Linked DNA regions of Homo sapiens: region 2 is linked to region 1. Evidence: chromatin contacts called from ENCODE Hi-C or POLR2A ChIA-PET data. All regions are on one chromosome and are shown on one strand. The core of a region is the stretch at or near the end of the contact, and the rest is flanking DNA. Distances in the headings are between cores, read along the strand shown. Region 1 overlaps LINC01792 (long intergenic non-protein coding RNA 1792). Region 2 overlaps BZW1-AS1 (BZW1 antisense RNA 1).

Region 1 (4,578 bases), core at 2,067-4,566:
ATCCTGGGGATGAACACCAGGCAGCTTTCCAAATAATAGGGTTTTGTTTTTTTTTTTTCTGCCATCTTGTAAACCTTCTTGGACCAACAACCAGCCCAGCTACAGCAGATCAGCAAGAGAATCAGGCTGTCTGGTTTGGAAAATAAATTTTGACACTGCTCTGTCCTCCCTGTCCTGGTAAGTCCTGGATGTTCAGCAGCAAGTTAGCCTGGGGTCCTGAGGGTCATGTGAATATGGCTATATGTCATGCATGCGACTGTAAGTCCTCCTTCCAGCCACCGTGGTCACCTGCAAAGTCCCTTCCCTCACATTTCCCTGAGGCTTCTTGCTTCCCTTTTGTTATATTTTTGCCCTTCAGGTCTATCTTTAGTTTTACCTTTTATGACATTTTATCAGCATAAAAACAGAGTTATCAATGGAAAATAAACATCTGAAAAAGGTCTAACTTCACTAATTAAAGTAATATAATTCAAATAATGAGAGATAATTTTTCTCTAATTTAGAGAAATTTGTCAAAGATTAGAGGATATGATAACCAGTGTTGCTAAGGCTGTGATGAAAGGGCTGCATTCATACCCAGTTGCTGAGAGTATGGATTGAAACCATCTTCCTAAAGGCCAGTTTTAAGAACCTAAAAAATAGACAGAAATTCCACTTTTAGGAATGTGTTCTAAGGAAATCATCGGAAATATCTGCAGATTTATGTTTTAGAGTATTTACAGAATATTATTTGTCCCCCCAAATGGGGATTGGTTAAATAAGTTATAGCACATCCATTTGAATAAAAAACAAACACATATCCATTAAAAATCCTGTTTTGAAAAATCTTTAGTGTCATAGGAAAATGTTTGTGATATACTATTATCTGAAAAAAAGAATGTAGGATTATATATATAAAATGTGATCTTGAAAAAAATGTGTTTTACACCAGTTAGAATGGCGATCATTAAAAAGTCAGGAAACAACAGGTGCTGGAGTGGATGTGGAGAAACAGGAACACTTTTACACTGTTGGTGGGACTGTAAACTAGTTCAACCATTGTGGAAGTCAGTGTGGCGATTCCTCAGGGATCTAGAACTAGAAATACCATTTGACCCAGCCATCCCATTACTGGGTATATACCCAAAGGATTATAAATCATGCTGCTATAAAGACACATGCACATGTATGTTTATTGCGGCACTATTTACAATAGCAAAGACTTGGAACCAACCCAAATGTCCAACAATGACAGACTGGATTAAGAAAATGTGGCACATATACACCATGGAATACTATGCAGCCATAAAAAAGGATGAGTTCATGTCCTTTGCAGGGAAGTGGATGAAACTGGAAACCATCATTCTCAGCAAACTATCGCAAGGACAAAAAACCAAACACCGCATGTTCTCACTCATAGGTGGGAATTGAACAATGAGAACACTTGGACACAGGAAGGGGAACATCACACACCAGGGACTTTTGTGGGGTGGGAGGAGGGGGGAGGGATAGCATTAGGAGCTATACCTAATGCTAAATGACGAGTTAATGGGTGCAGCACACCAACATGGCAGATGTATACATATGTAACAAACCTGCACATTGTGCACATGTACCCTAAAACTTAAAGTATAATAATAATAAAATAAAAAATGTGTTTTATGTATTCACATATTTATATACACCCTAATAATCCTTAAAATTACAAGGAAGTCTATTAAAATTATAATAGCATGTTAAGAAATATTATCCAAAACTTGGAAAAATAGACAAGATTCACTGAATGGCCTTTCAATGCATTTTGGAACACAGTCTAGCAAGTCCATTCCATGGTTATCTCATTCTCTAAGGGAATGTTCCTTTGTTGAACTTGTTTACTATTGATTGGGGGCTAGACTCTGTGAAGCTACATAAGAACATGTAGATTTTCTTTTCTAGTAAAGAATCAAATTATTTCTGTCCTGTAGGAAGGCAACCTCAAAGGTTACAGTTTTATTACCTGTAAGATATTAACCGGTTTTTTACCTAAACTAGCAACCTTCGTCATTGTGCTGGCATGCCTATATGCTCAGTCTCTCAAATTCACTTTCATCCAGTTTTATCATTTTGCTGGTTCCCTCATTGTCGAGTTAAATAAATCTTTGACATTTGCTTACTTAAGATTTGTATGAGAATCAAGTTTTTAATACAGTATTTAAAAAATACTTTGGCAATGGCCATATATAGCTGGTAGGTTTACAGGAGATTTTGATTTTCTTTTTATATTCTTCTGTATTTGTCGAATGTCCATTAAAGGACATGTTTTACTTTTATAAAAAGAAAGCACAAAAATGTCTGTATGTATATACACATGCATTCTATATTAATTTCTCAGGCTGTACTTTCCCTAACTCTATACCCAGTAACAGGCCAACCTCCCGAAGATGCATAAAGACACCTTTGCCGTTGACCAGGCAGACCCTGCATCCACAGGACATAGAGAGAAAGGTGCTCCCTGAACACTGATCTGGATAAGCATTGCTGGGTCAGTGCAGAGGCGTCCATTTCCCCAGTCTGCCGAGCTGGCCTAAAGCTGAGGACCTCTTAGTGGGAGCTGAGGACATGTGCCTGAAGAGGCAAGCCCTTGACTGATGGAAATTGGAGTCTGAGTTCCATGTGGGGGACTGGGAAGCACAGCAAGGTCTGAAATGGGAGACCCAGGGAAGGGCAGAGAGGACCAAAGGAGGAAGGGGGTCTACAGTGTGGGAAACAGCCTGGACGCAACAGCCGGGGGAGGAGGCCTGCTCTGGCCCCAGTGGCCCCTTGTAAGCAGGAAAGGCAGCTGGCTAGACCTCTTCTGTGTTATTCACTCTGATTTTATCCTTTATCTTCCCCTCCCAACCTCACCTCCTTTCTAACCCCAAAGCCATGCAGCTAATATGACTAAGATTGCTGGGCGTTTGCTTGGAAATGCAAATGAGAATTTCTGGTAGTTTCCTAGTTTCCTTGATCTCCTTTGTCAAGTTTATTGAGGGGAAAGGACTCTCGGTTAAAAAAAAAAAAAAAAGAAAATCCAGATTTTGAACACCAGCTCTCTTTAATGCCAACTTCCTGAGGAGCTGCCCAGCTCTGTAACAACCTGGAACAGAGGCGCCATCACAGACTTGGCTCTGACGGGCGGCACAGCAAGAAGCCTTGCTCGCGTGTGGGACGTGCCCGTTCTGGCCTGGAGAGAGGGCCCAGAGACACCACCTCGCCACCGCCACCTGATTACTCATTGTCACCAATGAGATGACAAGAACTGATGACGCATTTCCCTTTTGCTGCACTCTGACACCTCAGAGACCACAGCAGAGAAAAAGCTGCTTTTGTAAAACTGGAACATGAACTACGCGGACGCCCCAGAGGAGGTCTCTGCTGCCCTCTGTTGCTGGCTTCTTAGTAACCCTAACCATTTTTAAGAATACAGTATTTGGTTTCAGTAACTTTATTACATGAAAAGTATGCTCGGAGGAAAAAATGTGTCAAATTTAATCAGTCGTGGGTACTATCAACATTTTAAATTGTTGCCAATCTAATAGAGGAAAATGGTATCTCATTGCTGTTTTAATTTTCATTTTAAAAATTCTAAGTGAGGCTCAAAATAGTTTATTTTTCCAGTTTCCTGCCAGTGGGTATACTTTTCTTTTTTTGTTTTTTTAATCTTTTTTTATTGATTTAGAAAAGTTTTTGCTGTAAATGCGTTTCTTTTTATACTAATGCTTTTCTCTGTTATATAGTCAAATTTATCAGTCTTTTCTTTATAACTTCCGGCTTTCATGTTCCTTAGGCTATGGATTTTTTTAAATGCATGCATATATTTAGTATAGTTTTTAGTATTTAAAACTTTAATCAATCTGGAATTTATTTTTATTGTAAAGTGGGAAATAGAAGTACAGCTTTATGTTTCTTTGTTTTTAAAATGGCTTGCAAGTTGTACCAATATTCTTCCTTAAATGCTCCATTTTATGGCTTACTTGAAGTGCATTTTTGCTTCTAATGAGACCTGACTTTCTGGCCTATTTCAGGACTTTACATTGTTCTGTTGGTCTGTTTTTCTCCTCCTGTATCAGTACCTATAATGTGTAACTACTAGACATGTATTAATGTAATAGAATACATTTCAATATTATATAGGGCTAGTTTCCCCTCTTGACTATTCTTATTATACATTTTTTATCTTTCTAGATAAACTTTAAAATCAAGTTTTTAAAAGACACTGTTGATGTTTTGATTGGGAATGTGTTATATTTAATTTATAAGAGAAAATTGATACTGTTATATTTTGTGTCCTTGTAGCTAAGGCTTATGTCTTTCCCTTTTAAAATTTGTCTTTTTTTAAAGTTCACCAATAGATTTTAAAAGTTCTTTTCATGTTGGCCCTGCACATATTTTTGTTGATTTTATCCCTAGAGTTATTTTTTGGTTGTTACTATAAACGGGAACTGTTATTCCATTGTATTTTCTGATTATTGCTTGAATACAGCATTTCCACAGCTGATCCTTTCCTAAAAGCTGACACTATGACAGCAGTTGGAAATTAAAAAGGAAAGCCATGGCAAAAGACAGTCACAGCTCCAC
Region 2 (4,615 bases), core at 465-2,964, 74 kb before region 1:
CTTTCCTCTGCTCCTACAAACCTAAGGAGGAAGAGATCACATAGGAGAGTTTTTAGATACAAAAATATACATTCAATAACAGTATCAGAGACTCTCCCTTCAGGAGTAAGAATGGCTACTCTGTGAAATGTCACCAAGCATTGCAGGGAAATGATTCAGTTCCTGCATCCTGGGACAAACATATTCAATGTGGAATCAGTTTCACAGCCAATAAAACCTCTTCCAAGACAGCATGAGAGGCTAGAAGAATGTGGTTAAGAATGAGTACATGCCTGTCTGAGTGTGCGTGTGCATGTGTGTCTGTGTGCGTACATGCGTGTCTGTGTGAGTACATGCATGCATGTATGTGTATGTGTCTCATGGGAACAGGTCAATAGGTTGAGCATTCTGAGGAAGACACCATGGGAGACTCTACTCTCAGTCTGTCCTGAGCCGTGCAGTCTGCTCTGTGTTCCATCTCAAGGAATCCAGGTGACCGAAGCATGTCCGTGCTGGTCTAAGGCCCTACCAATTATCTGTAGCTGAGATTATAGCTGAACAGGCTGGAGATTTCATGTTTTCACATGTTGTGGTAAATGAGCCCCAAGAAATAGAATACAGTCTTGTAGGGCTGGTAGATGTCTCCCCCAGCTCAGAGAAATCCAGGGCTGTGTATAGAGTATGGGGTTGAGCAGGCTTCATCTTGAACGGCTAGTGTTTGGGAGTGAACTGCCCGAGAGGAGTGGGTAAACCAGGCGTCTGGCAGCATGCAAAATGTTCACGTGCCTCTCCTCCTTCAGCAGGGAGGAAGGGCTCCAGATACTGAACTAAACAGGTGGCGCTTTTAATGCTGCCAGTTCTCACTGAGTCTGGGCATCTAGAAATGCAAAAGAAGCAGGGAGGGAAAATGAGACGTGGGGATGTGAGAGACGCAGTGCTGTAAAGGAGGGGAGTCCGTGGATGGAGACTGTATTAGGGTTTGCGGCGTAGGAAGAAGGTGAAGGCCGTTAGAAACTAGCCATTGGTCAGTCTCATAGAATAGCAGATTCTATGAAGGACAGGCATGGCCATTTGGAACTGAGGACTGATCTAAGAATGAAGGACTTTTCCCACTAGGGTACGATAAGATCATGCGTCAGCCTAACGCAGGACATGAGCCATTTGTTATGATTGCAAAGATTTCTTATGAGTCAGCGTGTTCCAGGCTGCCCCTTCAGAAGTGGGGTAAGCTGAAACCTGCTTATAAACCTGTTTCCAAGCTGAGGTGTCTGATTTTAACTTCCAGGAGATGGAAACTGAAGCTGTTAATTGGCTCTACATGGCCTCCCACTATGGCAGCCCACATAGACCACATTTGGTGATTACTCAATAAATAACGTTTTGCTGTTGGTGATATTAAGATAACATGTAAAAAATGTCTGCCTATTCCACATTCTCCAAGGCAGTATTTTTCTAATTTTTGAGGGTATGGAACCCTTCATGTCTCTGAATCCTAAATATATATTTTTTTTAAATGAAATCACTGTTTCTAAGGAGAAGTCCTCATATGAAAGTGTTAAATATGTATATCTTTAAAGGAAGTTTACTTTTTTCCCCTTGTGGAATTTAAGATGACTGTACAAAACACATTTTCCAGGAAATACATATTTTTCTTTCTCCCATCACCGAAAAGGAAATTACATAGAGATGATGTTTCTGGCCACGCCTAGTTGAGCCGGACTGACCTGCTGGGCTCAGAGTAGAAACCAGCAACACTGTCCTCACCAGAAATTAACCACCTGAGAAACAGCCATGCAAAAATGGCAGCCAGCATTAGGCTGTGATTAAGGTTAAACAAACCCAAACATGTTAAAAAAAAAAAAAAAACCTTTTGACATAGTAAATGCTCATTCATACAGTATGATTTTTTTGGTAACAAACATGCCTTAGGCTTCTTACCAATGCCTGCCTTTTTTGAAGCTAATTTACCCATGAAAATGAAGCTGCTAGTTAGAAGAGTTGTTGTTTATTCTGGCCTCAGCAGGTCAACTTGATTTAATGTGGAAACACTTTTCAAGCCTTTTGGGAGAGGCATATTTTGAAGAAGGTCATTAACAGTTTATGGGTTTTTGGTGATGACCTTAACACTAATATTTACAGAGTGACTCATATTTACACAGTATTTTTACATGCATTATTTTATTTAATTCCGAGGGAAAAGTACTGAGTGTTTTACCATCATTTCTATTTAAGAAATAGATCTAGTCGGGCTGTTATTTACCTTATGGCTATAAGGAGGTTATTAAAAGAGGAGGTCTTGAACTTTTCAATACTCATGCTCTAGTATACAGACACTCTGACTCCCTGACCTTCTTATTCATTAGAACAAATTGTGTTTTGACAAGGGCATTCAAAGGCCCAATGCAAAGACTGTTAATATATATGTTTCTTATTCTTTCTCTCTTTCTATATACACATTTGCATAGTACAGCATTGTGTACCAGTGTGAATCATTATATATTTCAATTAAAAACCATGTTGTAATTTGATCAAATGTATTAAAAATGTAAATTCTGGCTGGCACGGTGGTTCATGCCTGTAATCTCAGCACTTTGGGAAGCTGAGGCAGGTGGATCACGAAGTCAAGAGTTTGAGACATAACCAACATGGTGAAACCCTGTCTCTACTGAAAATACAAAGATTAGCCGGGCGTGGTGGCGTGCACCTGTAATCCCAGCTACTCAGGAGGCTGACGCAGGAGAATCGCTTGAATCCTGGAGGCGGAGGCTGCAGTGAGCCAAAACTGCACCACTGCACTCCAGCCTGGGAAACAGAGACTCTGTCTCAAAAAAAAAAAGAGTAAATTCTGATATGGGGTCAGATTTGTTCTAAGATGCTTTAGAAATTGGTCTGTGTGAGCAGCCAGGCTATAAGAACTTCAGGAGGCCTGCTGTGGCTTCTAAGGGGATGAATTAATTATAGTCACTAAAGATCTAAAGAAGTAGACCTGAAGTGTGATAAAGCATATGATAAAGACTAGGAAAGTTGCTGATTGGAAGAAGGACTATCCAGGTTTCACTCGCTGATGTGAAAATAAATGGTGTGGCCACAAATTCTATTTTATCTCTCAGCCATGGAGAACAACAATTGTAAGATTTTTCTACCAGAGAGGCAAATCAGACACTTTTCTACCAGAGGGGCAAATCAGACACAAAAGGGCCACTTTTGAGGGCTGCTTAGTCCCAAGTGGCTTTGATTCTTCTGAAGCTGCAGGGCCTTTGCATGAGCTGTTCTTGGCCTGGACTGTATCATTGCCAGCTTTATACTTGGTCCCTTGCTTCATTCAGGCTTTGGCTCAAATGTGAACACTCTCAGAGGGAACTTCCCCAAGAAACTATAATCAAATAATCTCTCCATCACATTCTAGCTCCCTTCTCTTCAATTTTCCTTCACAGTATTCAATACTGCTTGCAATTATATTGTGCGTTTGTTTACTTGCTTACTGTCTGGCTTCCCCCACAGAATGTAAGCTCTATGCCGGCAGAGATTGCCTTGCTCACCACTATTTTTTTAGTTCCCCAGCAGTGCCTGGCACATGGAAGGTACTCAATAAATATGTTAGATAAATGAACAATTGCATGACGAGTAACCAAAGTGGGATCCCATCTATGACCCCTCTGACTTCAAGAAAAGAGCGAGACTAAGTCAGAAAGGTTTTATTCTGTGGGATGTAGTAGTATACCCCAGGGTCAGCCAAGCACTTATAATTCACAGTCACTGTCTTCCTTCCCTGCTAGACTATAAATGCCTTGAGAGCAGGGACCTTATATTCCTGGGACCTCAAACTATGCAGAAAGGAAGGGATCAAATGAATTTGTTGAATTTGATTAAAGCTGAGTAGGAGTTAACAAGTTGAACAGAAGAAGATGGTTCCAAGGAGAAGGAAGAGCATGGCAGAGGCCCTAAAGCAGGAGTGAGCGTCTCTGTCCTTAACATGAGGAATGACAGAAGAAGACAAGTGTGGCTGGGTGGGGTCATGGGTGGCTGGAGAGGTGGGTGGGGTTGGCCATGCTGGACTCTGAAGGTTTGTAGGCTCAAGAAGGCAAGTTAAGAAGTTTTCTGTCTCCTATGAGCAAAGGGAAGCTTTTTGCCAATGTGTGTGCTGGTGTGGCATGGTCTGCTTTGCCACACCACAAGCTTCTGGCTGCAGGGGGTGTAGAGAGATCAGCCAGGAGGCAGCTTTGATCCAGGGTGGAGAGATGGTAGGTAGCTTCAGGGTCACCAGAAACTAAACTCCACCAAGGTAGGGGGTCTCTGTTTCATTCACTACTGTAGCCCCAGAATTGTTCTGTAGAACAATGCCTGGCACACATTAGATGCTCAACATCTGTTTGTGGGATGAATGAATAATATAGTGGTTAAGGATGGAGAAAATGGACTGGGTCAAGAAATTGTTGGGGGTGAAAATGAACAGGACATGGTGAAGGACTAGCTACTGAGTATGAGGGAGAGAAATGCCAGGATGGCTCCTGGGTTTCTTGTTTATGTTTCTGTATAGATAGATGAGTATTGCCATTTCCTGCAACAGGTAATAGTAGAAGAATCTAAATTTTGTGTGTTTCTTGGCCTCTGTTAAACTAAGACCCAGGACTTCCTC

The links. A loop is a pair of places that touch in the nucleus more often than their neighbours do. ChIA-PET counts read pairs that join two places held with the same protein, here RNA polymerase II (POLR2A). Pooled maps may share reads with other maps.
Region 2: a map of PC-9 shows a loop between it and region 1 (10-fold over the local background). The contact joins two enhancer-like sites. A Hi-C loop is called at or near these places in 12 of 168 maps with a recorded cell type or tissue (CD4-positive, alpha-beta T cell, Caco-2, HepG2 and 9 more), 1 of 37 single-sample maps with no recorded cell type and 11 of 50 pooled maps. POLR2A ChIA-PET finds 5 or more read pairs at or near these places in 9 of 52 experiments (H1, MCF 10A, OCI-LY7 and 6 more).

What each region holds. Positions count from the first base shown.
Region 1 is chr2:200,711,934-200,716,511 of GRCh38, reverse strand. LINC01792 (long intergenic non-protein coding RNA 1792) reads left to right here. Exons shown (of 3, transcript NR_037886.1): 2 at 95-177; 3 at 2,382-4,207. It also overlaps the pseudogene AOX3P-AOX2P and the pseudogene AOX3P. Among named protein-coding and RNA genes, the nearest start is that of LINC01792, 21 kb to the left of the region's middle. RefSeq lists an enhancer at 3,118-3,397. Within about 2 kb of position 3,316, at least 35 of the 41 ENCODE cell types and tissues checked have a DNase peak (open chromatin) inside an H3K27ac peak, as active enhancers do; they include PC-3, PC-9, endothelial cell of umbilical vein and 1 more, where a contact is called at or near this core.
Region 2 is chr2:200,784,115-200,788,729 of GRCh38, reverse strand. The region is part of intron 3 of BZW1-AS1 (BZW1 antisense RNA 1); the gene reads left to right. It also overlaps the pseudogene AOX3P-AOX2P and the pseudogene AOX2P. Among named protein-coding and RNA genes, the nearest start is that of BZW1, 25 kb to the left of the region's middle. RefSeq lists an enhancer at 905-1,421. Within about 2 kb of position 1,714, at least 10 of the 41 ENCODE cell types and tissues checked have a DNase peak (open chromatin) inside an H3K27ac peak, as active enhancers do; they include PC-3, PC-9, endothelial cell of umbilical vein and 1 more, where a contact is called at or near this core.